2 separate regions of the Homo sapiens genome follow, and region 1 is linked to region 2. A link is a loop called in an ENCODE intact Hi-C map of the cell type or tissue named here. Cell type or tissue: PC-9. All regions are shown on one strand. Links, peaks and the distances in the headings refer to the core of each region. The heading gives the core; the rest is flanking DNA.

Evidence for each region. Hi-C counts contacts between places; a loop is a spot of excess contacts. Peaks named below come from ENCODE experiments on the same cell type or tissue, not always from the same donor. Only the 100,000 strongest peaks of a DNase experiment are listed, where the experiment ranks them.
Region 1: it touches region 2 in a loop (3-fold over the local background); 4 of 110 quality-filtered maps call a loop at or near these places.

Annotation. Positions count from the first base shown.
Region 1 is chr7:19,961,697-19,977,356 of GRCh38, forward strand. It overlaps MACC1-OT1 (MACC1 3' UTR overlapping transcript 1), which reads right to left. Exons shown (of 6, transcript NR_110114.1): 4 at 6,441-6,699. Among named protein-coding and RNA genes, the nearest start is that of MACC1-OT1, 170 kb to the right of the region's middle. In PC-9, for the core only: no CTCF peak of the experiment used is centred there; a DNase peak (open chromatin) is centred at 8,605; H3K4me3 peaks cover 631 bases; H3K27ac peaks cover 1,903 bases.
Region 2 is chr7:20,289,390-20,305,049 of GRCh38, forward strand. It overlaps LOC101927769 (a long non-coding RNA gene), which reads left to right and starts at 7,319. Exons shown (of 5, transcript NR_110117.1): 1 at 7,319-7,370; 2 at 8,893-9,008; 3 at 11,623-11,668. In PC-9, for the core only: no CTCF peak of the experiment used is centred there; a DNase peak (open chromatin) is centred at 7,222; H3K4me3 peaks cover 688 bases; H3K27ac peaks cover 1,155 bases.

The sequences.
Region 1 (15,660 bases), core at 5,876-10,875, 330 kb before region 2:
TCACATATTTTCAGGCTAAAAAACAGGATCCTTTTAAATTTCAAGCTCCACTATATTTTTTCCTTATAAAGAACTGTCACAAATTATTGCTGTTTCTTACCAATAACTAAACAAACTGCTATGGACTGAGTTATACCCTGCCACCAATGTCATTTGTTGAAGTCCTAACTCCCAATGTGATGGTATTTGGAGATGGGGTCTTTGTAAAATAATTAGGTTTAGATGAGGTCATGAGGGCAGGGGGCCTCATGGTGAGATTACTGCCCTTCTAAGAGTAGACAACAGAGAGTTTGCTTCCTCCCTTTCTCTCTCTTTCTCTCCCTTTCTCCACTTTATGATACCATGAAATACCATGAAAAAGCAGCAATTTTCAAGCCAAGAAGAGCAGTTTCACTGGGGAACCAAATCGGCGGGCCTCTTGATCTTGGACTTTTAAGCCCTCAGGACTGTGACTGTGAGAAATAAATTTCTGTTGTTTAAGCCACCCAGTCTATAGTGTTTTTTATGACAGCCCAAGCTGACAAATACACAAATAAATAGAAAAATTAATAATGAATTGATCCCCTTCGTTGTCATTATAATGACAGTATCAGAAATAAAATACAAAATTTGGCCATAAGAACCCCATCCAAACAAATGAGCTCTTTTATTTTAGTGTAATTTTTACCAAGATAGGTTCTTTTTTTTTTTTTTTTTTTTTTTGAGACAGAGTTTTGCTCTTGTCATCCAGGCTGGAGGGCAATGGTGTGATCTCAGCTCACTGCAATCTCCACCTCCTGGGTTCAAGCGATTCTCTTGCCTCAGCCTCTTGAGTAGCTGGGATTATGGGCACCTGCCACCACGCCTGGCTAATTTTTGTATTTTCAGTAGAGATAGATAGGGTTTCACCATCTGGGCCAGGCTGGTCTCGAACTCCTGACCTCAGGTGATCCACCCGCCTTGGCTGCCCAAAGTGCTGGGATTACAGGAGTGAGCCACCGTGTCCAGCCCAAGATAGGTTCTTAATGCCTCAGTCTAAAGTCTTGCCCTGAGAGTACTGAAAATGTTAGCTATAAGAAGAGCTCTTATGACTTAATGGGCAACCTTGATCCATATGTGTTACTTCTCCTGGTATAGCTCACATATCTGTGAAAAGGTGGCTATGACATTGATATTCTATGAAAACTTGTAGTGAGCAAGCTGGTAAACATCACCTTTACCATGAGCAACACCAGACTGCTACAGTAAGCTATGTGTAAATCTTCAGAAGAGTACCTTGTTTGCAAGTGTTTATTTTATTTTAATGAGTTGTACTCTGAGTAGGACAAAAATCACCAATCAAAGACATCCTGCCGACTAAGATGAAAGAGATATAAAGAAAAAAATATTAAGCAATAAAACCACTAATGGCTAACAAATAGCACGCCTTGCTATGTTCTGTGACTGTTCCAAGTGACTGACAGATTATAACTCATTCAATCATGAAAACAACTCCATAGATGTTATGTACTCTTTTTATATATTATTGTAAGCTCCTACTTTAAGGATGAAGAAGGGGAGATTCAAAGAGATTAAATAACTTCCCTAGGACAGTTGGAGAGGTAATAGAAGAAAGAGATTTGAACCCAACACAAAATGGCTCCCAACTCTTTTATTTCAAGCATGAGATATGGCCTCACAACAATACCCTTCCCAGCTGCAGCAAAGGAGGTAAGATGACCTAAATGCAGCACAGAGGCTGAAGGAAACAGCCAACTCTGAAGCTAGCTAAGAAACATTTTTGTAGCCTACCTTCCAGTCATTATATGATCAGATACTGAGAAACCCTGAGCCTCACAGGCTCACTGCCACAGTAACAACGTGCACACAGCCAGCAGAATCATTATATTCAACAAGTGAGAATTCATCGAGCTGAATAATTTCATTGACTCTAGACCTGCTTCATGCTTCTTCATCATATTATTCTTAATTCCCTCAACAATGAAAATCATATCAATGGGCTATACCAATGCCAATATTTGAAGACTTTTACTTCCAGCTGTGTAAGAACTACACTTGAATCTGGTATGACTGACAATATCAGGCTCTAAATGAAATCATGAGGCCACCAAATTATTATGGTGCAACAAGGCCAAACACTAAACCATCAAATAATCTTGGAGGCATTTTGCAGCCAATCTAAACAGCTAATAAAATGAGATCATAGGTTTTCCAGAAAGTAAAGCTAGCCATCCCTGCCTGATTCTGATAAACACATTTCCATGTGAAATTTAGGGGAAGGAATTTAGAGTCTTCCCTAGGGACTGGGTTCACTCTTTAGCTGTCCCAATTTCAGACTCACCCAGTTATACTGCAGGGTGAGGTTGATGTTCTCTTAAAGCTGTTCGGCTCATCTCTCTGATGGCTTAGGGTTTTTTACCTTTCTAATTCTTCCAAATCTACATTAAAATGCCACATATGATTTTCATTTAAATGCCAACATAGGATTTATAAACATTATTGAGAAAGTTAAAGCGTAAAATTAAGAGAATACACACAAGATGAATCCAAACAAAAGAAGAGGAAAAAATAAAGAGATAATGAGAATGAGCAAAAGAGAAAATACACAGAAGGGAGAAATTGCAGCCACTGGATATGGAAAGAGTGGGAACAGATTTTAATTTACTCATGCATTTCTCATGAAGCTGTGGAAGATACGGTCCAAATGCTTAGTCAGACTGGGGCTGGAGAATACAGGTTCCTATGGGAACAGAAGCAGCTTACTGCCATGGTAGTCTGCATTCCAAATGTAAGTTGCAGTAGCAGACTTCTTTTCCTATTCAGAATATCATTTGTGCTCTCAGTCTCAATTACTGCACTCCAGAGAGCTGTGAAGAGCAAGCCTGCATCCTTAGCTCCTTGTTTCTTCCTGTCTTCCTAATTCAGATGTGTATTCTTTCCAACTGTTCGTCTTTTTTTTCTTCCCTGCAATTTATCAGGCTATTTCCTTTCCCTCAACATTCCTTAAACACAGTACAGTGTATATATTATGTCTAAAACACAATGCTGCACAAACGCAAAAGATCACCTTGTATTGGCCAAACTGCCCAACTATCACCAGACATGTGTACTGCCTCATCAGAAACACACTGCCTGTATTCATTTTGTTCTCATTGGTCCCTAAAGACAGATAAACAAATCAGAACCATTTTGAACTAAAGACAAATGAGCTCTCTTAGACTACAAATTATTTCTGTTGTCTATATAGACATTCTAATACATTGTGCCTTTTCATTACTAGGCTATTGTTAATTTTTTATTGTTATTTTTTACCTGACTAGTGAGATAATCTTGACATATTATTTTGCAGCTGTATTAAGGTTCTTAGATACTCAGTTATCTTCTCATGCTTGGAAGTGTTTATTAACTAAGAAATAATGGAGTCAGTATCCACTTTTTAAAACAATGTTTCTCAAAATAAAATCTGTATACCACGTAAAATAATCACTTCTGTGGTTATTAAAAATGATCATTATTCACCAACCAAATGATATGTAACTAAATACTGGCACGTCTATACAATGGAAGTCTATTTAGCCATAAATTATATTAGCAACTGATAAAATAAATATTTTACAAATATTGTGCTGAGTGAAAGAAATTGGATGCAAAAGAAGTACATTTTATATGATCCATTTATATCAGTTTCCTCATAGGAATACAGTGTTCACTTTGATCACCTAAGGAAACTATAAAGGGATTGTATAATATGCACTAAATTGGTTTGGGCATGGTGGCTCACACCTATAATCTCAGCACTTTGGGAGGCCGAGGTGGGTGGATCACCTGAGGCCAGGAGTTCAAGACCAGCCTGGCCAACATGGCAAAATCCCATCTCTACTAAAAATACAAAAACAGCCAGACGTGGTGGCATGCGCCTGTAATCTTAGCTACTTGGGAGGCTGAGGCAGGAGAATTGCTTGAACCTGGGAGGTGGAGGTTGCAGTGAGCTGAGATTGGGCCACTGCATTCCAGCCTGGGCAACAGAGTGAGACTCTGTCTGAAAAAAATTAATAAATAATATGCACTAAACTAAATTTGGTGATAGAAATCAGATCAGCAGTCACTCCTGGAAGGGGGATACTGAGTGGAAAGGAGCATGAGGAAGTTTTCTTGGGTGATGAAGATACTTTATGTCTTAATATATATTCACAAAAACTGATCAAATAAATAAGATCTTAATCTTTCGTTGTATTTAAACTATATCTCAGTTTTTAAAAATGCTGGTTCTTGTGTCCTATTACCTAAGCATCTGCATTTATGGCAACAGACTATTTTGAAGAATAACTTTAGATTTACAGAAAAGTTCCAAAGATAATACAGAGTTCCTATATACACTGGACCCAGTCTCCCCCAGTGTCAACTTTTACATTACTATTGCACATTTGTCATAACTAATGAACCAGTATTGATACACTGTTATTAAGCAAACTCTGTACTTTATTCTAAATTATTTAGTTATTTTTTTCTCATTGTCCTTTTTCTCTTAGGACCCCACCCAGAATACCATGCACTTAGTCATTATGCTTTCTTTAGCATCTCTCTACTATGACAATTTATTGGACCTCGTTGTTGTTTTTCATGACCTTGACAGTTTTGAGAAGCACTGGTCAGATATTTCATAAAATATCCCTCAGTCAAGGTTTGTTTGATGTTTTTCTCATGATTAGAGTGGGGCTATGGATTTTTGGGAGAAAGACCACTGAAGTGAAGTGTCATTCTTATCACACTAAAGCAGTGTTACATATGATCAACACAACATCACTTATAGTGTTCACCTGGATCACCTAAGAAGCATTTGCATTTTAAAACCAGTTCCTTGGATATTTCCTGTATTTACTAACTTTCAAAGTGCCATATTAAATTTTAACATTTCACAGAGCATTAAACAACTCCGTGTTTTAAGCTATAACACAACTCTCTGCTCAAAGCCATCTATTACTCCTCAGAAGAAATGTCCGCCATATCTCTTTAATATGTCTTGTACCTCTGTGTCAGGAGATAGGATGAGTGCCCTGCTTTTGACATGGGATGATCTATCCCTTTTCCCTAAAACTCTCAGTTCCTTTGAAGGTCACGCTACCCAATATGTTTATTGCCCAGTAACTCTCCTTTACTCAGTCATCCACAAGCCTTTGATTGCGCCTGACAATTCCTTAGAGATTTTAGTTCCCAACTGTTTCTTTTCCATAAATACGTATCTCATATTTTTCAGTGACATCAATATCCACATATGTGTTTCTTTCAATACATGTCCTCTCCATTTCTTGCCCCCATCTTTGGTGATCTTACCTCTGTTCCACCTCAACCATGGTCATGGCTAAACTTCATTAGTAACAATTTTATCCAATCCAAAATTTCCAGTTTTTATCACCCCATCAAACACATCTGTTCTCTATGACATACTATTCTTCTATCCTCTTTTGAGTACTCTGATTCCTAAAACTCTTTTCCTGTTTGTAAAAATAAAAAAAAAACAGAACAACAACAACAGAAATAACAACAAAAACCACACCACTTCTAGTCAGTCGTTTCTGCTAGCAATTTATCACCATGAGTCTCACTGAAGCCCTCACTCTCTTCCTTACTTTCCTTAGCTTCTATGGCCTAATATTAAAATATTCCTTCTATCATTGCCACATGGCCAACCTTAATCCTGTTTAGAACTAACTCTTTTCCTATCTTGCTCCTGAAATATAGCAGCTAATCACAAATGGTGGCAAAAGGCATAACATGTTTGCTGTGATCACATTAATTTCATAACCACACTCATTAAGGGGGCCTTAGTGTGGCTCCGTCATCCCTCTTCATTTTCACTTATCCAGTCCCATGGGAAATTATTTTATTTTATGTTTCCATTGCCTTTGATTGAGGAAGTAGAAGTAACTAGAGGAAGATTCTTGCATGCTTCCACCACTGTATAGAGCAACATCATTATCCATATACCTTACCTGAATATCAAGGCAAACCCACCTATTTAAGTACTAAATCCATCCACTTCAGTGTACTCAAGGCCAATGCTCTTGCTATGGCTTACTTTGTCTCTTGCATCATCATTTTTTTCACTAGTGGTCTGTTTCTATTAGTATATAAACACAAACTATCTTGAAGAAATCTTCCCTTGATTCTATATCCCTTCACATAGTCTCTGTCCCACTTTTCTCCTCTACAGAGAAGAGTTTTTGCAGTCACAGTTTTTCTTTCTCCTCTTCCCATTCCCTCTTGGACCCACTCTGTTCAGGCTTGTGTTCTTGCTGTGCCATGGGGGCTGCTCTTCGCAAGGGCACAAAAATCCTCTGTATTATATTGTCTAGTGGTCATTTATTAGACTTCCAATTTAACCAAATAGTGTCATTTACACACACGTTATTCACACGTTATTACTTGAAACAACTTCTTTACTTCACCTTCATAATACCAACCTTGTTTTTCTACACACCTCACTGGCTGCTCCTTCTCAGCCTCCTTTGATAATTCCTCTGCACCTCCCAGATCTTTAAACACGGGTATGTTTCAGGACTCAGTTCTCTCACACAGGTGATCTCTTTGTATTCTGCAGCTTTAAATGTGACCACTAACTTTAAAATTCCTAAATTTATATTTCCAGTGTGAATTTCTCTCTGGAACTGGAAATGCATATCTTCATTTCTTGATATCTCTATTTAGATATCCAATATGCATCTGTAAATGAAAAATTGCACCAGATAAGTTAAATGGGAAATGAAGACTTTATTCAAGACTATTGCAATAAAGGAAAAAGATTGAACTCAACTCTGATAAAACAAAAGGTGAGAGAGTTTCAATCACAGAAGTGAGCTAATGGAAGAACAGTGGAAAACTGACATCAGGGGAAAGGTTGATCCAGGTGATTAGTACATCATTTTTTGCAATTGGTGCTTATTGAAGTTAGACTCCTCCCCTCCCACAGAGACTAAGAAATACAGGTGCTTGCTTGCTTTCTTCTTTTAAAGTTTTATTTTGGTTTCAACTGACATGTAATAATTGCGTGTGTGTGTTTGTATATACATATATATGTGTATGTGTATGTGTATACATATATGCCTATAGTCATATACATACTTATGGTACATTTAAGAAACTGTAATGTTTCAATACATGTATACATTGTGTAATCATCAAATCAAGGTAATTAGCATATCCATCACCTCTAACACTTGTCATATCTTTGTGGTGAGAAAATTCAAAATCCTTTTTTCTAGCTATTTTGAAGTATATAATACATTATTCTTTACTGTAGTCCCTTACTTTGCAATAGGACACCAGAAATTATTTCTCCTATCTAACTGGAATTTTGTACCCATTGACCAACCTCTCCCCATCTCCCCCACCTCTGGTGACCACTATTCTACTCTCTACTTCTGTGTGATCAACTTCTTTATATTCCACATATAAGTGAGATAATGTGGTATTTGTCCTTTTGTACTTGCTTTATTTCACATAATATAAAAAGACAACAAATGCTAGTGAGGATATGGGGAAAGAGAACTTTTATATACACTGTTAATGGGAATGTAAATTAGTATAGCCGTTATGAACAACAGTGTGTAAGTTCCTCAAAATACTAAAAATAGAACTACCATATGATACAATAATCCAACTACTGGGTTTACATCGAAAGGAAATAAAATCAGTATGTCAAAGAGATGTCTGTGCTCCCATGTTTACTGCAGCGCTATTCAAAATAGCCAAGATAGGGAATCAACCTAAATGTCAATCAATGAATGAATGGATTATTAAAAAATGTGGTATGTATGTAAACAATGTAATACTACTCAGCCATAATAATAAACAAAATTCTGACATTTGGAATAACATGGATAAACCTAGAAGTGCCATTTTTCTTAGTGATTACATGTCAAAGGGATTGCTTCTAGCAGCTTGGGAGGAATATTTCTGGGATGTGGAAGATTTGGATCTCAAGAGGGCAGAAACAGTTTTCTCTTGCAAGTTATCTAAAATTAGTGCTCTTTAAAAAGAAACGCTATGAGCCTATAGTCAGGAAGAAACGTGTCCAAAATTTAGTCAACTTGAGGGGAATTTTAAGGCCATCCTGGTCATATCTCAAACTTCAAATGACCAAAAATGAATTATTGATTTTCTTCTACCCTCAAACTTGTCCATTCCCCAGTATTTGTCAACTCAGTTGCAATTGTATTCTTCCAGTTATTTGGGTCAAAAACCTTAGGGTCAACATTGATGCTTTCTACTTTCCCTCTGTCTCCCCCCAACACCACCCCCCCCCCCCCCCGACATCCAATTCCTCTGTAATCTTTATCTAGCTTCCAGCCTTCATCAGGCTTTTCACTCCACCCTAGCCCAGGGCAGCAAAATTGTCCAATGGATTATTAAGTTACTTTCCTAACTATTCTTTCTAGTTTCACTCTTTCTCGTCCTGCAGTCTACTATTTAGACTGCCAAGTTTCTATTCCACTCAAATCCAAAGCTGTTATCTTGGCTTAAAAAGCTCAATATCTTCTTCCTCCTGTTTTCTCCTTACTTTAATCTCGAACTTTGCCCCCACATTCTAGACTCTGTGCATATTTGCCTTTCTGAGTCACATGTGCCTCCTTATTGTCCCTCATACATTCCAATCATGTCTTTGCCTCCAGGATTTATGACTTGCTTTCTTCATTGTTTGAAACACTCCTCATACAGATATCAACATGTCTTTCTTTCTTCTTTCTTCTGTCAGGTCTCGGCTCCCATGTCAAATGTTATCACCTATTTTAGTCTTTCCCTAAGCTCATGTAATATTACAATATTACAACCCTGTTTTTTTCTCCTTAGTTCTTATCACCACTTGATGTATTATTGTGTTTGCTTAACTATTTATTTTGTCTCTCCAATTAGAATGTATGTTCTTTGAGAGCCAGGACTTCTTATATGTTGTTTACTAGAGAAAGTCTGCCAGGAACAGAGTAAGCAATAAGTATTTGTAAAATAAATGAATAAATTTTCTGCCTTAGATTGATGGTTACAAATGGCTACTGACTCCCATTAAAGCACTTCACAATCTTCAGTGAATCAGTGCTATACCCTTTTTTATTCTTTCAGCCCCAGTCTTTGTTACCTTCAGTGATTTAATCATCAACATATTTGATTATCTTGGCTGCACAGATAATCATCCTCAATGTCTGAACTATTGAATGAAAAAGCTATACTTGAAACTAACCTCTTAGCTCTGCAATGCATTTCTCTGCATATAAACACCTGGATTCTCATTTCTCCCCATCCTTTTGACCAACTACAGCTATCTCTGTCTTGATTATGATCTCTAAGTTACTTGACCTCACCCTGGTCTTGCTTCCTCTTCTCTCTCATTCAACCCCTTCTCTCCCAGGATGAGTTCTATAGTCAGTCAATTTGGTAATGTGCTCATTACTGCTCCTAATTCATTCATATTTTAGCAAACACTTAGCGTGGTGAGGCTTCTGATCCTCAGCACTGGTAAAAATCTAACATTTATTGTATCTGTTCTAATTCCTTGGTTTCATGTGGTATCTTTCATCCTACTCAGTAATCTTTTTGTTCACACACAGATTTTTTTTTTTTTTTTTTTGGTCCATGTTTCTATGGTCTGTAGATTCCATTGTATATGGCTTAAAATCATGCCTATGTCCCTCTAAACATAAATCTAATTTCCTTTTTCTATTACAATCAGTAGACAGCTTTATATTTTATTTTATTTTAGTCATTTGATATGAGATTCTCAAAATTGCTCCTTAGCACTAAAATATATCCCTTTTTAAAATACAGTTCATCTCTTTCCTTAACTCCAATATTCAACAAAATATATTATTTTTTTTGTTACCCTAAACCTCCAAATTCTATACTTGCTAACATTCTATCCCATCTTATTTGGGATCTTCTTCCCATATACACATAGGTTATTTTTCTCCAAAAGATTTAATCAATCCTGTCTCTCTGTTTATAATTATTTATTATTTTAATCATTTTATGGTAGTCATTTTTGTTATTTGTCTACTTTGATTAGTTGGGAATTTTTAAGAAAAAAGATAAGGTCTAACTATTTCTAATATTTTCCACATTACAAAGCTATCACTCTATAAATACTGAATGAATAAATGAATGTTATTAAGGCTTTGAAAAGAGCATGGGAAGATATAGAATATTGTATAGATTATTAGATGCCTTTCTCTATTCACCCCAGAATTGCCATAAACTAATAGCTAATTATTCCAAATTTGTGATAGTGGTAGTGTTGGTGGCAGCAAGGCATTATTTACTTAAAATATTTGATATTTTATGGCAACGTTCTTAAAGCTTTCCAAAATCTAAAGCTGAGTCCTGACTAGTCTTAGAGCTTCTTTGGCCTCATTTCAGAGTCTAGTTGAATGATTAATGAAATCCTTACTCTCCATTTCCCTTTTGAAAGTTCTGTTGAATCTCCACTGAATCCAACCTCATTCATCAGGCATGTTGTCTGGAAGAGTCTCAGAGAATCCCTTCTGGGAGTTTTAGAGTCTTCCATTTGACCTTGGAGAGAGATTGATCTTGAAATTGTACTAAGCAACCAAATTTTCCATTTGTTATACTTTCTCCGTGACCACAAAAAGCAAAGGAGTCTATAAATACATTATATTAAGAAAAAATAATATTTGTATTGATTCGCTGGAGTTGCATTTTTAAATTAAAACAAAGGCCTAAATTTTATAATTCTTTCTAGTGTATTTAATTTTGAGAGCTATTAGACGGCTCTCTGTTATTGTCAAAACATATTATGGCCCTTTTCTAATTTTTCTATTCTCATGAGTTTCAGTTCTTGTAGCAAAGATGACAAAAACATTTCATTATTTTTATTTTAGAAAACTTTTTCAAATAGTTTTTACTCAGATTCTTGTTGAGCTGTCTACACAACTTCCTCCGCAAGAAGAAATTTTAAAATCCTCCTTTGAACTATTCTTTAATATAACTGAAGGAGTACATTAAAATTTTTACAAACAAAAGAAACCTATATCCATGACTCTTGTCAGAAATAGGTAGTGTTTAAGGGGAAAGAGAAGTATAATGGAGTTTGAGGAGCTCTGCTTAATTTCTTATTTTGTCACCGAGACTCCACGGAATTTTTTAAAAAATAATAATGGTCCTGTTACAGTCATTCTCCTTCACCTGCTCACTATTTCCACTTAAATGGATTTATGTTGAACCTCCCATACCACACCAGAGTGGTATACTTTTTACAACTGATGAAACTACATTGACACATCATTATCCATTAACATCCATAGTTTATTTCAGGGTTCACTTTGGGTAGTATGCATTCTATGGATTTTGACAAATGAATAATGACATGTAGCCACTATTGTAGCATCATACAAAATAGTTTCACTTCCCTAAAAATTTTCTGTGCTTCAACTCTTCTTCCCTCCTGCCTCCTTAACTCTTGGAAACCACTTTTTACTATATCCATAGTTTTGTTTTTTCCAGAATGCCATATTTTGAAATCGTATGGTATATAGCCTTTTCAGATTGGCTTCTTTTACTAAGTAATGTGCATTTAAGCTACCTCTTTGTCTTTTCATGGCTTGAGAGCTAATTTCTTTTCTTTTCTTTCCTTTTTTTTTTTTTCTTTTTTTTTTTGAGACAGAGTTTTGCTCTATCGTCCAGGCTGGAGTGCAGTGGCGCAATCTCCGCGCACTGCAACCTCCACCTCCTGGGTTCAAGTGATTCTCCTGCCTCAGCCTCCCGAGTAGTTGGGACTACAGGTGTATGCCACCACACCCGGCTAATTTTTTGTATTTTTGGTTGGAGGGGTTTCACTGTGTTAGCCAGGCTGATCTCGATCTCCTGAGCTCGTGATCCGCCTGCCTCAGCCTCCCACAGTGCTGAGATTACAGGTGTGAGCCAGCACGCCCAGCCTGATAGCTCATTTCTTTTTAGTGAATAACATTCCATTGTCTGTATGTATTACATTTATTTATCCATTTACCTACCGCAGGACATCTTTGTTGCTTCCAAATTTGGGTAATTATGAAGAAAGCTGCTATAAACATCCATGTGCAGGACTTTGTGAACATATGTTTCCAACTCCTTTGGATGAATACCAAGAAGCATGACTGCTGGGTTGTATGCTAAGAGTATGTTTAGTTTTGTAAGAAACCACCAAACTGTCTTCAAATTGGCTCTACCATATCACCAGCAATGACTGAGACAGAAATGGATGTACCATATCATCAGGAATGACTGAGAGTTTCCACTGCTTCACATCTTCACCAGCATTTTGTGTTAGTGTTCTGGATTTTGGCCATTCTAGTAGATGTGTAGTGGTTTCTCATTGTTGTTTCAGTTTGCATTTCTCTTATGACATATAACGTGGAACATATTTTCATATGTTTATTTGCCATCCATATATCTTCTTTGGTGAGGTGTCAAGATCTTGGCTCTTTTTAAATTGTGTTTTTAATTTTCTTGTTGTGGAGTTTAAGAGTTTTCTGTATATTTTTTATAATAGTTTTGCATTTACAGTATTTACATATGTAATCCATCCTAATTTTTGTGAAAGGTGTAAGGTCTATGTCTAGATTCTTTTCTTTTTTTTTTTTTTTTTTTTTTGCATGTGAATGTCTAATTGTCCTAGCACTGTTTGTGGAAAAGACTGTTTTTGCTCCATTGTATCATCTTTGCTCCTTTTTTGCAGATCAGTTGACTATATTTATGTGGGTCTATTTTAGGGCTTTCTATTTTGTTCCATTGATCTATTTGTCTATTCTTTCACCAGCACCGTACATTTTGATGACTGTAGCTTTATAGTAAGTCTTGAAATCAATAGTGTTAGTCCTCTAACTTTGTTCTTCTCCTTCAATATTGAATTGGCTATTCTAGTTCTCTTGTCTGTCCATATAAATTTTTGAATCAGTTTGTTCACATAATAACTTACTGAGATTTTGATTGGGATTGTGTTGTATCTATATATCAAGTTAGGAAGAACTGACATCTTGATAATACTGAACCTTCCTATCCACAAACATGAAATATCTCTCCATTTATTTAGTTCTTTGATATTTGAGTTTTGCAGTTTTGCTTATATAAATCTTGTACATATTTTGTTAGATTTATACTAAGTATTTCACTGTTGGAGGGAGTACTAATGTAAATGGCATAATGTTTTTAATTTCAAATTCCACTTACTCATTGCTGGTATATAGACAAATGATTGACTTTTTTATATTAATCTTGTATCATGCAACCTTGCTGTAATCACTTATTAATTTCAGAAAAATATTGTTAATTCTTTTGGTTTTTCCACATAGATAAGTATGTCATCTGAAAATAAAGACAGTTTTATTTCTTCCTTCCCAATATGCCTGTCTTTATTTCTTTTTATAAAAAACAAAAGTATTGCATTAGCTCAGACTACCAATATGATCTTGAAAAAGAAAGGTAAGAGGAACTCCCTTTCGTTTTTCCTTATTTTTGCAGGAAATTGTCTAGATTTTCACCATTAAGTATGATGTCAGCATAAGATATTTTTGTGTGTATATTATTTATCCAGTTAATAAAGTTTTCCTCTATTCCTAGTTTGCTGAGTTATTTGTCTCTCAGCAAAAACTCTCAGATTTGAATGAGTGTTAGATTTTCATCAAGTATTTTTTATGCATTTATGGATATGATCCTGTGATTTTTAGACTGTTAATATGATTACTTACCTTAATTAATTTTTCAATGTTAAATGAGCCTTGCATATTTGAGATAAATTTCCTGGTTATGCCATATAATTATTTTTATGCATAGTTAGATTTAATTTTGTTTTGTTATTATTTTGTTGAGGACTTTACATCTATATTTATGAGAACTATTGGTCTGTAGTTTTCTTGTAATGTCTTTGTCTGGTTTTGGTATTAGCATAATGTTGACCTCACAAAGTAAGTTAAGAAGTATTCCTTCTCCTTCTATCTTTAAGAAGAGATTGTAGAGAACGGATACAATTTCCTCCTTAGATGTATGGTAGAATTCACTGGCAACATATGAAATGTAAAGTAGTTTCCTCCAATTCTGTGAAGAAAGTCATTGGTAGCTTGATGGGGATGGCATTGAATCTATAAATTACCTTGGGCAGTATGGCCATTTTCACGATATTGATTCTTCCTATCCATGAGCATGGAATATTTTTCCATTTGTGTCCGCTCTTATTTGCTTGAGCAGTGGTTTGTAGTTCTCCTTGAAGAGGTCCTTCACGTCCCTTGTAAGTTGTATTCCTAGGTATTTTATTCTCTTTGTAGTAATTGTGAATGGGAGTTCACCCATGATTTGGCTCTTTGTTTGTCTGTTATTGGTGTATAGGAATGCTTGTGATTTTTGCACATTGATTTTGTACCCTGAGACTTTGCTGAAGTTGCTTATTAGCTTAAGGAGATTTTGGGCTGAGACGATGGGGTTTTCTAAATACACAATCATGTCATCTGCAAACAGGGACAATTTGACTTCCTGTTTTCCTAATTGAATACCCTCTATTTCTTCTCTTGCCTGATTGCCCTGGCCAGAACTTCCAATACTATGTTGACTAGGAGTGGTGAGAGAGGGCATCCTTGTCTTGTGCCAGTTTTCGAAGGGAATGCTTCCAGCTTTTGCCCATTCAGTATGATACTGGCTGTGGGTTTGTCATAAATAGCTCTTACTATTTTGAGATACTTTCCATCAATGCCTAGTTTATTGAGAGTTTTTAGCATGAAGGGCTGTTGAATTTTGTTGAAGGACTTTTCTGCATCTATTGGATAATCATGTGGTTTTTATCATTGGTTCTGTTTATGTGATGGATTACATTTATTGATTTGTGTATGTTGAACCAGCTTTGCATCCAAGGGATGAAGCTGAGTTGATTGTGGTGGATAAGCTTTTTGATGTGCTGCTGGATTTGGTTTGCCAGTATTTTATTGAGAATTTTCAGAGGCCTCAGAAATAACACCACACATCTACAACCATCTGATCTTTGACAAACCTGACAAAAACGAGCAATGAGGGAAGGATTCCCTATGTAATAAATAGTGTTGGGAAAACGGGCTGGCCATATGCAGAAAGCTGAAACTGAATCCCTTCTTTACACCTTATACAAAAATTAACTCAAGATGGATTAAAGACTTAAGTGTTAGACCTAAAACCATAAAAACCATGGAAGAAAACCTAGGCAATACCATTCAGGACATAGGCATGGGCAAGGACTTCATGACTGAAACACCAAAAGCAATGGCAACAAAAGGTAAAATTGACAAATGGGATCTAACTAAACTAAAGAAATTCTGCACAGCAAAAGAAACTATATCAGTGTGAACAGACAACCTACAGAATGTGAGAAAATTTTTGCAATCTATCCATCTGACAAAGGGCTAATATCCAGAATCTACAACCAACTTAAACAAATTTACAAGAAAAAAAACAACCCCATCAAAAAGAGGGCACAGGATATGAACAGACACTTCTCAAAAGAAGGCATTTATGCAGCCAACCAACATATGAAAGAAAAAAAAGCCTCATCACTGGTCATTAGAGAAATGTAAATCAAAACCACAATCAGATACCATCTCATGCCAGTTAGAATGGCGACCATTAAAAAGTCAGAAAACAACAGATGCTGGAGAGGATGTGGAGAAATAGGAATGCTTTTAC
Region 2 (15,660 bases), core at 5,034-10,033:
CTTCAAAAATTCAGATATAAATTTCTTTCAACACAGAGCTGTTTATGCATATATTTTTAATTCAATTCTATTTAATGAATGCATTCTCTATTAAACAATAAGTCTCTTACTATGAAATGGAAAATGTGCCAATTGCATGGTATATTTGAATAAATATAATAGGTGTATCATCTACAGCTTTGCTATTCAGTTGTGTGGCCTGGACACGAGCAATATTGGCCCAGCTTGGAAGCTTATTAAAATTTCGAATTTCAAGTCTCTTTCCTAACTACCAAATAAGAAACTTCATTTTAACATGATTCCCCTGTGATTCCTGTGCACATTAAAGCTTCTGAGACATGAACATGAAATAATAGCTTGGGTAGCAAGGATATAGTACACAAATGCTTTCTTAGCAGAAAAACAAAACCGTGCTTAAAATCTAGCTAATTACATTGGAGCAATTTAATTTCTGACCAAAAAGGAATAAGGCTCATGTTATTCAGAACTGTTTAAGAATTGTTTTGCAGGACACTGATCAAAATGTTTTCTATATGATATCTCACAGGATTTAATTCACCCCAAAATACAATCTTACATATTTTCAAGAAAGTTGAGTCTTGTCTTAATTATGTAAATTTAAATTCAGACACAAGTTGTGTGTCTTGGTAAGTCCCACTGACTAGAAAACTAGTGAATTTCCTCTTCGGTAATATTTAAACCCACTAATTTACCTAACGGTTTTATTTTGTTTCAATTGTTTTCTCTATAAATGCAGTATAGCAATATTGAAAAATAAAACTGAGTAAATAAAAATAAATAAATAAAATAAAATAAAATAAAAAATTAGTTTGCTGCAAAACTAAATCAACCAAACTGGAAATCCAGCCTTTTTTTCCCATCCCTGTGGAAATGTTAAACACATTGTCCCCAAGTGAAATACTTAGTAACAGTAAAATTCTCTTGTGATACATGATGCAATATAATTATAGGATTTTTAAAAGAAAGTAGATTATTTTTAGGATAATTTTTGAGCACCTGTCTTGAATAAGGCATTGGCTATTTAACAATAATGGTTTTAAAACTCTTTGTGGGTACTTGCTTCCAAAAGGCAGACATTCTTTCAGGAAGATAGGTATGTAGACCTGGAAAGGTAACTAAGCTTCAGAGTTAACATAAGCATGATAAATGCCAAATAAGTAAGAAATAATGAGTGTTTTACCAGTTCAGTTGAGAAAATAATAATTAATTGGGGGAAAAGTGGCTATAAGAGCTGATTTCTTAAAGGACATTAAATTTAACTTGGGCTTTAAAGGATGGAAAATAATTGGCAAAACAATATAGGATTTCAGCGAAGGGTAACAGCTCAGAAAGATGGAGAGATAAAGTTCCACAGGTTGAAATCGGAGAATTGTCTCAGGAACAGTGAGAGATCTGCTTGGGGCTGTTTTGCATGCGATGGATCTCAATTATTACATACCCTTTCTCACAAAGTCATTTTGAAATGATGAAAAAAAGAAGTTACATAATTATAATCACAAGGAAAAGGGTATCAGCAGTAGACCAAAAATGTTGAGGGATTTCCATAAATAGAAAGTAGAAAGGATAAGAATGACACAGAAACCAAAAGAGAGAAACTCACAGTCTACAGAAAAAATCTATTGCAGTGAGAACTTTTCCTGGTGGAGGTGCAGAAAAACTCCAAGCTCAGATTGAATGAGCACAGAGATGAAAAATGAATTGAGGAGTTATGATCCAATTTATGATACTAATTTACAACTAATTATACTACTATATATTTATATATTAACTAATTAATTAACCAAAGTAAATAAAGATGATTTAATTAAAAATATTCTTGTAACTGGAGCAGAAATAGCTTTCTCCATCCCCATTATACAACTGTAGCTGTTAGCTATAGTAGTTTGCCTCTAGGATAAAGTTTACAATGCACTCTGAAAACAAAATGTGGGATCTTTTTTGAGTGGACTTGTGTTAAGGATCAATGTCAGAGAGGGCAATTCTGAAAAACATTGAGAAAGTCCACAATGGATGAGGAGGAAGTGATTTTCAAAAGGAAAGACAACTTCGTTTGACAGTAAGATATACTAAAGCTCTCTACACTCAATGGCATTTTTTTCTTCTTTTACCAAACGTGAGAACCCTTGACTGCTTGTCTACTTTGTGCCAACCAATCCTGAGAGAAAGTGTGTAAGGCAATAGCTTCCCCTCACTGACACAGTGCCCACAATAGCCCTTCCATCAGGTGAAAGGCCCACTGTAGAAACACACTTGTAGAACTGTAGAGGAAACTCATAGCATCTGACTACCAGTCATTCTAGTAACAGAGAAAAATTAGGAAGGGATCACCAAGGATTACAAAATATTTGAGAAAAACCAACAGCATGCAAGACAAAGATCAAGACAAATAAAGCAAACATCTAAACATCTAGATTTGGAGGAAACAGGTAATACATGAAACAAAGAAGAACTTCAAAACTTTTAAAAATCATTGTCCACACTAAGATTCAAAAGAGTATTACATCCACAAAACAAGAGCTGGCTGCCTCAGAAAAGGAGAAATTAGAATACCTATATACTAAAAACAAAATTACTAAAATAAAATATTTAATATAAAAGTTGACTAATAGAATGGACCTAAATAAAGACTGAACAAATAACCCAGAAGACAGAGTGTAATAAATTCTCTAAATACTAAAGTAAAACAATAAGGGAGTAGATTATATGGGAAAGTCAGCCATGTGGCTAACGTACATATGCTCCTTTGACATTCAACTCGAGTTCCAGATGCAGACAACAGGAAAAATGTGATGAAGAAAATAAAGAAGAAATAACGGAAAAATATTTATCTGAATTGAGGGTTGTGTCAGTGGCTTTTTCTTTGGGGAGCATAAATAGAATCAATCAGACAAATAGGGACACCCCCCGCCTCCAAGAGTACTCAAGAAAGAACAAAGGATGTTTTAATTCTAAGATGAAGACTTTATCAACCTACTCTGCTAGGCTGACTGTTCTCAACTTGGGGTAGGATGGGGTGGGGTTAGGGCAGGTGGATATTTACCCCAGGCAATTTCCAGAGACATACTTCATTATCACAGTTGATAGGAGGTGGGAAGGGAACTTCTGGCTTCTGGTGGGTCCAGACCAGAAATGTTGCTAAACATCCGACAATGCACAGGACAACCATCTGCAACCAAGAGTTGTCCTGTCCAAAATTTTAATAGTGTGGAAGCTGAAAAACTGTGCTGACTGAATTCTCCCCCTACCCCTGAGACCTTAAATGCATTGTGAAAATACTTCCATCCTCCCCAGCACATGCTTTAGAAGACCTTCTTTTTTTCTCCACTCCCAGAAGATTCTTGTTATTTTTATAAAGCTGTTCTCTCAGAAAGTTGATAGTATCCTGAAAGTCAACACCATCCAGTGCTTGATGTCTACGAGATTCGACTCTCTAGGATGCATTGGAGAAAAATCAATCACTTTGACTTTCCTTTACCGGTACTTTTCTGTGTCTACCGCAGGATCATTTAATCCATGTGTTTGTTCTTGTGTCTCCTTGAGATTAAATACAAATTCTTCCTAATTTGCAGAAATCCTTATGCTGTCTGTCTGTATTATGTCCCAGAGTAGTTGGGGATTTTATTCTTTCGGTTGTATATTTTTTTGTCATTTCAATGGCCTTTGCGGAAACAGGAGAGGTAAGCACATATACTCAGATTGCTACTTTTAATGAAATTTTCTGATTATTTTTGAAAACTTACATCCATAAGATTTTAACTATAAAGAACTGAAGAATCACCAGGAACTTGTGAACATTTATGTTTTCAGGGTTTTTTTGTTGTTGTTTAAAAAAAGATGGAAAGTATTTGCTGCGTGTTTTTGAAAATTTAATTTTGATGTTGATATTTTTACAAGATGGAAATTTTCTTCGTAGAATCAGATCTTAAAGTGGAAATTTCTTTTAAAACCGGATATTAATAAACATTATCATAATATTTTATAGCATTTCAGATACAAACTGCTTTCACAATACATTACTCCATCTGAACCTCGCAACTCCAGGAGCAGGTATTGCTATGACCTTTTATCTGTGAGAAAACTGAAGCCTTGAGAGGCTGGTTGATTTTTGAGTGAAGTCACAGAGCTGGATCTAAGCCAAGTCTTCTAATTCTTTATTTAACATACCTGCTGGTCTACCATACTGCTTTCTTACATGGTATCTGTTCCTCCGTTCCATGATAGGGAAGGAGTTATGCAATGATTCAAGTACAGTGTCTTGTATTACACCTTCTTTCTTGATATATCTCCATAGATGCTAGCCACAGAGCCCTATTAACATGAGTATACCACTAGGTCATTGTAAAAAAAAAAAAATCAATAAATAAATGACAATGCTCACAATGTAGAAAAATTTCTAAGGAACCTGAGGCATAGAAGAAGCATAGTCAAACCTAACTTCTCGAGTATCAGATCAAAGAAAAAATAATTTTTGAAGAATTTTCCAAATGTGGCTTAAATCATGCCATGTCGTGTGTACTTCTTCCCAGCATACAAAACCTCACTGTTGTGTCTTTTGATCCATTATTTCCTTGCTTCTACCTTCATTCACTATTTGGGAAGTTAGAAAAATGACTTTTACTCTCCGTTCTACTTTTTTAGAAAGTCATAGCTTTACTCATTGAAGTACTGATTTCTAGTAGAATAAAACTATATGTTAATCATAACCTCCTTTTCCCTTGGAAATTCAGGCAAGTACTGTGATTTATCTTGAAAAATGTGGACTAATAAAAGTCTTTTCTTCTTCTTTTTTCTTTACTAGAACTAGGCCCTGCACTTAGCCCAAAGGGAAGCACCCCTTTTTATTGTTGGCCACACTCAGTGTTGCATGGTCAAAGGAGCATTTACATAAGCCAACAAAAGTTAGCACAGCAGGAACAAGAGAAATATGTGTATGACCCTCCCATGAGAAAAGAAAAATTTCTGTCTTCACTGTTTTTTACAATTAGTATCAGAAATAAAAAATAACTTAAACATTTGTTCAGTATTTAATATGTCAACTATTGTTTTAAAAAATAACCACTTTGCATTATTGCCTAGTCCTCACAAAACTCCATTGAGAATGGTACTATTTTCTCTCTGATCTTACAGATAAAAGAGAAAGGAAGAGAGATACAGTAGTTTGCCTAGCAAGTTGTGAGGTCTGGATTCAAACTCAGTCCAATTACAGCACTTGCTCCTAAATTGTTTAATAATTTCATTTTTTCAGGAATATAGGAAGTTTTCAATATATTATCAAGATCATTTTTTCCATTTCTGACATATTCTTTTCATGGCAAGTTAATATGCTACTGACTTTTTCATATGTGCATCAGAATTATAGATAGAAACATTAATGTAAATTAAATAAAATTGTTATTATATTTACTACTTTTTTTTAACTTCCAGGTTTTTTTGGTGTAGCCAAAGTGCTTGCATTTTCTAATTGGCTCTTGACAGCAGACTGTAACTTAGATACCTAATGGTTTTTTGTCATTTCATTCAATTCTTTCATTTTTATTTGGTTTGTTCCTGGTAAACTCCCTTTCATATGCCCTCAGGGACAGTCCTAAATCTCTACATTGTCCTCTAGATCATTACTGTCACTCTCATCTTCAGCAAATACCTATACCTCCCATTTCATGGCCATCCAGTATGAATGTCTTCAGGTCTTTCATTTTGTTAATATGCTGTGTCAAATTTATTGATTTGGGTATGTTGAACCATCCTTGTATTCTAGGGATAAGTCCCACTTAATCATGGTGAAGGATACTTTTAATAGGCTCTTGAATTCAATTTGCTAGCACAGGTAACCCTTGAACAACATGGGTTTGAACTATGTGAGTCCACTTATATGTGTATTCTCTTCCACCTCTGCCACTCCTGAGACAACAAGACCAACCCCTCCTCACCCTCCTCTTCCTCAGCCTACACAACATGAAGACATTGACAATGAAGTCCTTTATTATGATCCACTTCCACTTAATGAATAGTAAATATATTGTCTCTTTGTTATAATTTTCTTAAAAATGCTTTCTTTTCTTTAGCTTACTTTATTGTAAGAGTATAGTATGTAATACATGTACCATACAACATATGTGTTAATCAACTGTTTATGTTATTGGTTAGGTTTCTGGTCAAAAGCAGGATATTAGTAGTTAAGTTTGGCAGAGTCAGAAGTTACATCTGGATTTTTGGCTGTGTTGGTGGGTATATTTTGGGTCAGCACTCCTAATCTCCATATTGTTCAAGAATCAATTGTATATTGATATTGTCATGCAACAACCATCAACACCATTCATCTCCAAAATTCTTTTCATCTTGTAAAACTGTAACTCCGTACCCATTAAACAATAACTCCCCATTCTCCCTTCCCGCAGCCCCTGGCAACCACCTTTTTACTTTCTATTTTATGATTTTGACTACGATAAGTACTTTATACAAGTGGAGCTTCTTAGATGTTTGTATTTATTTCCTTCATCAAATTCAGGAAATTTTCAAATATGCTGTGACTTTTTATCTCTCTCTTTTCCTTCTAGAATATCCAAGATGTGTATGCTGGTCCGGTTGATAGTATACCACAGGTTCCTTAGTACTTTGTTTACTTTTTAAATTTCTGTTCTTCAGATTCAATAATTTCAATGATCCCATCTTCATGTTTACCAATTACTTCTTTTGACTTCTCAAACCTTCCTTGGAATCTCTCTAGAAAACTTTTCATCTGAGTTGCAGTGGTCCTATATTTTCCACGGGAGATGTTTCAGGCAGTGGATGCCTGGAACTGAAGATAGTACCAAACCCCATTGTCATCAATCAGAACACATTTCTGTTCATGTCTTTCATCCACAAATTTCATGCATTTTTCATCATAACTAAACGATTGTAATGCATTGTGACCACAACTTTTGCAGTTTGAGGTGCAACAGCAAACCCAGTACAAGTATTTTTCTTCTTCATAATTAGAAGATCCATTCTTACAACAGATCTTAGCAACCTCAGCATACAATTTTTTTCTTTCTTAATTAAGCCAAGAACTTTCACCTTTTCACTTAAAGAAAGCACTTTACAGTTTCTCTCTGGTATATCTGAATTGCCAGCCTCACTACTCTTGCACTTTGGGTCCATTATTAAGTAAGATAAGGGTTACTTGAACACAAGCATTATGATACAACAATGATCAATCTGATAACAGAGATGGCTACTAAGTGACTCACGGCAGGTAGAGTATACTGTGGATACACTAGACAAAGGGATGATTTATATCCTGGGCAGAATGGAGTAGGACAGTGAAAGATTTCGCCAACATATTCAGAATAGCATGCAATTTAAAACTTGTAAGTTTTTTATTTTTGGAATTTTCCATTTAATATTTTTGGACCATGGTTGATCGAAGGTAATTGAAACTGGAAAAGAAAGCTACAGATAACTAGGGGACTATTGTACTGTACTTTTTAGCTTCAGACTTTCTTTTTAGTTTCTTTTTAGATTTCCTTTCTCTTTATATTTCCACTTTGCTCATACATCAACTTTCTTGGCTTTTCCAGGTTTTTCTTTAGTTATTTGAGCATCTTTAAGACAACTGTTTTTAAAAAGTTTTTGTATGGTAGATCTGCCATCAGTTCTGTTGGCTCATGTTTTCCTCTGAATGAAACATACTTTCCTGTTTCTTAGTTTGTCTTATGATTTTTTTAAACTGGACATTTAAATCTAGTAGTGTGGTAATTCTGGAAATCAGATTATTCCCCTCCTCAGCGTTTCTTACGGATTTTTGTTTTGTTTTGTTTTGATTTGAGTGTTGTAGGCTGTTACTGTGCTGAGGATAAGGCTGACGTGTAAACAAGGTCTTTTCTGAGCCTCCACCTGTTCCTAGCATTATGGTGACTTTCTAATTTTCCACATATATGCAATTGCTTTTGAATATCCTAGTTTTTCTGGCTCTCAAAAGGGAAAGAAGAGACAAATGAATGGGGAATGGGATACTGACCCTTTAAATCTCCTGGAGGTCACTTCATCTGGAGGGAAAAGGGCTTCCAAAAGTTCAGAGAAGTACAACAGTAACAGATGCCCATCTCTGGTGTTTGTACTTCCATAATCAGAAGGAGCTATCAGTGATTAGAACACAGATCTCCAGTATTGGAGGATAGGATCCTTATTGCCCACCTTGGCTCCTGCAAGTCCTGTGTAAGCTGCTCCAAGAACACATGCACAGCTGCCCGCCACAAATCTGGGGGTATGGGGTGGGTGGCTGCTGTCAAGCTAAAAGCTGACATTGACTGAAGTTAACCATAATTTACCATCCATGTCTTCTCCTGGAAGTTGCAAACCTTCGATTCCAGATTTCCAAAATGGTTACATCGAACAGATTCTGCCACTGTAGATGCCTGGCTGGGGAGATGGATGCCTGGTGCTTTCTATTCTGCCATCTTTCCAGAACCCTCTCATGCCCAAATAAGCCTTTGTAAGGGTCGTCAATAGCTTCTTATACCCGTAATAAATACAAAGACTCTAGGATGAGAATAAAATTTTCACAAAATGCTTTTTAAAGTGTAGATAAAATATTATGTAAGACCATTGTCCTACTGTTTGCTCCATACATTTATACAACTTTAAGTCTTTTTTTCAGTGGTACCAAAATATGCCCTAATATATATGCCAATGAATTGATATTGAAGACTGCTAACAATTTTCATTTTCTATATTCTTTCCTATAGATTATTCTATTTGATGACTCTCCATCTCAAACATAATAGGAGTGTGCTTCCCCTCTGGGTTTCATAAATTTCCATTGGCAGAAATGATTTTCCCTGTCTGGCAATATTGTCTGTGCTAACCAAAGTATTTGCTCTCCCAATTTAGATTTTGAAGTTGGAAGAAGTGGCAAAATGTGAAAAGCAAGAAGCAAGTATTACCAGAGACACCTATGAAAAAGAAATCTTTCTGAAGAACATTTTTAAAGTGCCATAATCTGTTCGGTAAGAATGAAATTAATGCACAAAACTGATAAAAATGGACTACCTGGATGTAGTTTCTGAAATGGCAGGGTATGTGTTCTGGTGTAAAGTACAAAATACATGGCCTAACCTGAGTAATTTTGTCTCTTTGTTTATGATTTTGAACAATGGTGTAGAAGAGACAGGGGATTCTTCTTTCCCCTGGAAAACCCCTATTTCTTCCCTCTTAGAATTGAAAGGGGCTACCTTTGTGTTATGAGGCTACTGGGGAATTTCAGCTAACTCCTGTGGGGAAAGAGATGGAAGCAAGCATTCCTCACAATCCCACTAATCAACCACGGGTTTCTTATGAGCATCTATAGGATTCCCACAGGTCCCACTGAGGGATAAGTGGTCAAAATAGAATCCCCACATTTAGTCATACTTACTATACTGCCTGTTGCTAACTGTAACAACTGTTCATTCCCCTGAAGCCTGGAGCCAACTGGCATGGGCTAGAAGTTAAGAAACAGCAGGAGGCCTTCATGGTCACCATAGCTTCCTGGTGACCATCTAATATAAAATTAGATAGAATAGTATTTTCTTTTAAGCCGAAAATAAATTTTAGCAGTGCTCTTATTGGTTAGTAAAAACTGCATTTGCATTGGTGACACAAACATTGTTATGTTATTCTAGTCTAACGAGAAACCATCTCAGCAAAGATCATTAGAAAATCATTTTAGAAACCACTAAGTCTTTAGCATAATTTTAAAAAATAAATTCAAGAGTCTGTCATAATATTGCTCAACCTAACCAAATGAGAATTTTAACAATAGAAAAGGCATTTTCAAAATAATAATCAAGCCTGTGATAAATGAGTTAGAAGTATGTGCAGGACATCTTCAGTTTGCCCCTCAGATCCTGTACTCATTCTTCATTCAGTTCTGGCCAGTCCTTTGGCCAGTCCTGGGAAGCTGGCCAAAGGAAGGGGAGAGAGAAGAAAAAGAAGCTGGACTATTTCTTCTCCTCTCCCTCCTTATGTGACAATTAATTTCATATGTCAACTTTGCTGGGCTGCACTGCCCAGATATGTGGTCAAAAATTATTCTGGATGCTCCTATGATGATGTTTTCAGATGAGATTTAACATTTACATTGCCGAACTTTGAGTGAAACAGATTGTCCTCCATAATATGAGTGGGTTTCATCCAATCAATTTAAAGCCTGAGAAGAGTAAAAGACTGACTTGCCCCAGAGCAGGAGGGAATACTGGCAACAAATTGCCTTCACATTTCAGGCATGAACTACAGCATCAGCTCTTCCTAGGTCTCCAGCCTGCGGGCCACTCTGCAGATTTTGAACTTGCCAGCCTCCATCATCGCATGAGCAAATTCCTTAAAAAATTCACACACACACACACACACGCACACGCACACACATGCACACACATACGCACACACATGCACACACATATTCTATTAGGTCTATTTCTCTGGAGAACCCTCATACATCCTGCTTCAGCTCTGAGAGTCAGGAAATAGAAGCATACCCCCCTCTCATACTATAGCTTAGGTAAAATAGCCCCTTCTCCTCTGGTCCAGCTTTCACTAGGTCAATCTAGTGTCTCTTGTTCTTTGATCATAAGGGTAGTATTATTTCCCCGTGTAGCTAGTCTCTTGTGTCTTACCATCCTTTAATTCCCAGCACTGCCCATACTTCTGAAAGCAGTACTTTCATTTTCAACTCAGAGGTTGAGCCTGGTTTCTCAACTCAAGCTGCATATTAGAATCAGCTGGGAAGCTTTTAAGAAATCCCAACAGCCAGGCCACAAACCAGACCAACTAATGCAGAACCTCTGAGGGTAGAACACAGGCATGTATACTTTTCAAAGCTCCCCAAGCATTTCCAATGTACAGCCAAGACTGAGAACCACTGCATCAATGTCTCTTCATTTGAACAATTTGAGATGAATGTTGTTTCCAGCCAGAACCTGAACAAATACACTATCATCAAAAATATATATATTTGCTTAAAATCCTACAAGCACTTGTCACCAGTACTTTTCATATGATTATTTTCTATATTGCCATATATTGTTATTTTGTTATCTCACTTTTAAGACTGTAACTGATTTTTTTTTCTCTCCCATTCTCTCCATATGTTCCAGCTCATGGCCCATAGTGTTGGTGAGGCCAACACTATAGCTGCAAGCACTTACTTCATTTAAGAAGTTTATCGAGAGCTTTATAAATAAATTCTGTTCTCCATCTACTATGCAAATAAAACTGCTGTATCTCATTTTGTGTGTAATAAATGTGAATGCAGAAAGCAACCTTGCTTAATGAGATATCTTGCCCAGGTCATAATCTCTTTGGTATTTGCCATTCTCCATCACTATCCGTTATTACCTATCACTCATCTTCATAGAGCAAATACATCATCTTTCATCAGGAAATGGATTACATTGAGGGGAAGAATATGCTCTTTGTCTTCCAAAGAAGAAAAGATGAAGGAATGAGTTGAGGGACTTAGGAACAAACAATAACTATATGCTAGATGACCTCCTAGGCATTTTACAAATATTACCACATTTAATATGCTTTTTAATTTAGTTTTCACAACAAATGAATAAAGTTTTATCATCTCTCTTTACACAGGTGAATCCAAAGGCTGAAAGAGACTGAGTAACAGCTATTAAGTAAGGTAGTAGAGCCCACTTTTACTCTGCTAAAATTCTGAGCTAAAGACTAGCATAGGCTGGGCGCAGTGGCTCACGCCTGTAATCCCAGCACTTTGGGAGGCCAAGGCGGGCATTATCACCTGAGGTCAGGAGTTCGAGACCAGCTTGGCCAACATGGTGAAACCTCATCTCTACTAAAAATAAAAAAATAGCCAGGTGTGGTGGCACACACCTGTAGTCCCAGCTACTCAAGAGGCTGAGGCAGGAGAATCACTTGAACCTGGGAGGTGGAGGTTACAGTGAGCCAAGATCACACCACTGCACCCCAGCCTGGGCGACAGAGTGAGACTCTGTTTAAAAAGAAAAGAAAAGAAAAAGACTGGCATAAATGCCTAAGTTTTTTTTTTAATCCCTTTTGTTACAGCTATGACATCACTCTTCAATATAAATTCATGTCCTTGCATGTGCAAGTTAATCAAAAGTTAAGCAAGAAGTGTTTGTCTTAGTAAGAATTTTGGTTCATTATAGACCTAAGAATGAAAATTTCAAAGTCCAAGGCTTAGGATATGACCTATTTCTACAGGAGATACTAACCGGGGATACAGAAGGTTTACCTTAGTCAAATCATTCCTTCATTTCTTTATCTAACACCATTGCTTTATTTCAAAGTCAAGACGAAATTTGAAACTGAACGTGGATTCTGTGCTCTAACAAAGTTCTGTGACCTTAACATATGTACCCAGACTTTTACCACTCACAGTCATCTCCCAGACAGAGGAAATGACTCATCTTTTTTAAAAAATGGAAGTCTTAAAGCTAACATAAAATATCCCATGACAAAAATATCTTTTTATATGTAATATAGGAAGTATGAACTTGTGTATTTTTATAAATGTAATTCATTTTCAGATCTTTAATTCTCAAGTATCTCTGTCAAAATTTCATCCAAAGTAAACCCATAACTGAAAAATAGACTATTAACAGAAAGGAACAGCTATTCTTGGGTTTAATTACATATATAAGTTTTATATAAAAATTTTGAACTTATTTAAAAATGTGCATCTATTACAACACCATAACTCCAAATTCCGCAAAATTTTTAAAATTGTTGAAAATAATGGTGTACTTTATTTGATTACAAATAAGGTATGATTAATAAAATACGACCAAACTAATTTTGTACTTAAAAATTTAGACAATTTAAGACTCAATTTGAAGGGGTCAATTGAAATTACTAAAATTCAGACTGACCTCACCATGAACATTCAGCACGAAAAAGCCATTTTCAAGGAGCTAATGTCCAATATACTTTTTTTTAAGATGGAGTTTTTAAAGACGGAGTTTCGCTCTTTCACCCAGGCTGGAGTGAAGTGGCGCGATCTGGGCTCACTGCAACCTCGGATCCCCGGGTTCAAGTGATTCTCCTGCCTCACCCTCCCGTGTAGCTGGGATTACAGGCGCCTGCCACTACGCCCGGCTAGTTTTTTGTACTTTTAGTGGAGACGGGGTTTCACCATGTTGGTCAGGCTGGTCTCAAACTCCTGACCTCAGGTGATCCACCTGCCTTGGCCTCCCGAAGTGCTAGGATTACAGGCGTGAGCCACCGCGCCCAGCCCACAGCATACATTTTTATATGATAAGGTACATCATCTCAGAAGACAGACAGAATAGCTTCAGATATGAACCTCAGAAAGAAGTTCAAAAGGCAAAGAGATCTGCTTCAAAAAGAAAAATCAAAAGTTGAAGGTCTTGCTCCAAAAGAGGGATTTAATTTAAATTACTCCAAAAAGAATGACTGACTGATATCCAAAGAAGAAAAAAGTCTTTGCATTCCTGACATCTGATATCTTAATGCATGATACATAAAAAGCAATATATTTCAAGGACACACTAATAATCCCCCATGCAAAGGGGGGATTATCCTCCAGGGGGGGAATGGGGGGAGAGAGAGACACAGAGAGAGAGAGAGAGAAAGTACATACACAAGCCTGCCTGTTACTGGAGGAGCATGGGTGCCAGGATCTTTGACCCAAGGGTCCAAAAGCTTGGCTGAATACAGCATTTCAGTTGTGCCCTGAAGTGAAAGCAGTAAAATAAAGACCAAAGAAAGCTCTACGTTTAAAGTCAAGACCAAATTGCATAAGAACCAAGGATGTAACCTAGGATAAATGCCTAGCAGAACAAAAAAACACCCAGCATTTTGAAGGTGATGGCAGGCTGTGAGAAGGCAGGTTGTAGAAATGATGAGGTTGTTTTATGGCATGCTTTTATTGGCTGTATTAGAGAGAATGTGAGGGTGGGTTGGGTATGTCCTTGAAGTTATAGGACTTTGGTTTAAATAAACTTTGTTGCACATCCAGTAATAATAGGCAAGCCATTTCTTATTCTTGGTTTTTATTTTCTTCTCTTTTGTTCTGGCTTTTTTTCCATAATTCCTGCCTTAGTTAATGACACCACCACTTCCCTCTTGGAGCAACCCAGAAAGAAGGGAGTCATCCTAACTCTTCCTCCTGCCACCACACGTAATCTTTGTCTTTAAACAGACTCAGTGTGTTTCACTTAAGTAAATATATTTGGAAAGAAAACTTCATATTACTTACTAAAAGGGAAAATGACTATTAGTTCTATAAAAGAAATCTATTTTTTTTAAATTAATGAAAATGAAATTACATCATTAAATGTTGGCAGAAATTCATTTACTCTTTGTTAGAAAGGCTGATTGGAAAATACCATTTAAGGCCAGGCACAGTGGCTCACACCTGTAATCCCAGCATTTTGGGAAGCTGAGGTGAGTGGATCACCTGAGGTCAGGAGCTCGAGACCAGCCTGCACAACGTGGCAAAACCCAATCTCTACTAAAAATACAAAAACTTAGCCAGGCGTGGTGGCGGGCGCCTGTAATCCCAGCTGCTTGGGAGGCTGAGGCAGGAGAATCACTTGAACCCGGGGGGCGGAGGTTGCAGTGAGCTGAGATTGCACCACTGCACTCCAGCCTGGGCGACAAGAGTGAAACTCCATCTCAAAAAAAAAAAAATACCATTTAAGACACAGATTAGCATCAACCTAAGCCTTTCTCCGGAAGTTAATTAGAGGGGGTAACAGATAATTAAAAATTTTTTTAAATCATGCGACAATATGATTTCATGCTTCATCCTCATACAACCAAAATGTTATTTGTGAATGAGTCCCACACTTTGGGAAGCACTAGACTATGATATACAATTCAAACTCAGTAGCCTGCTATGATCTTACTCCCAATTCCCTTTTGATCTGATTTCCTGCCACTCCACAAGCCATATTTACAACTCTATTCCTGCTAAAGGACGTATCATTTGGCCCTGGGCATTCTCCATTGTGTCTACTGAGAAACCTATTAGGCCTCTGAAGAGGTTCTTGATGTAAAGTTTTCAGACCCCACCCAGGCACCTTTCTCCTTAGTATGAGCAAAGGTTATCACCTTGACCAAACGCTAGCAGGCTCCTCTGAGTTCTCTTGTTGACTAGGACTCAAGCTTACCTTTCTAGGTTGAACAAACACTAAGGCAGTTTCTAACAGCTCAACATTGTTTACTTAGGATGAGCCTATCCCCCACTTAAAGTCCAAGCCTGATAAAGAATTTCCTGTTGTCCCAGCCAACACCTGGAGACCAGCATCCCGCTTTCCAGTCTCTGTGGGAGGGGAGGAGCCGAACTTCAATAAACACCAGTAAACAAAGCTAGATGGGTTTCACGTGGACTAACCTCGTTTCTGGATTTTTGTAATTTTTCATTTTCCTGAAAAACTATGGAATCCCAACTCACCTTCTCCCTGCTCCTTCATTCTCCCATTAAAATACCTAATCACCTCTGTACAGGTCATTGTTGAGCTTAGTTCACGTTGCACTCTTTTCCCTATTGTAATACTATATATTAATTCTTACCATTTTATTTAGTGTCCAGCATTGTTTATCTTTCGCAGCATTTCATAGCTACTTCTAATGCACTATATTCTCATTATTCATTGAACTATCACTCTC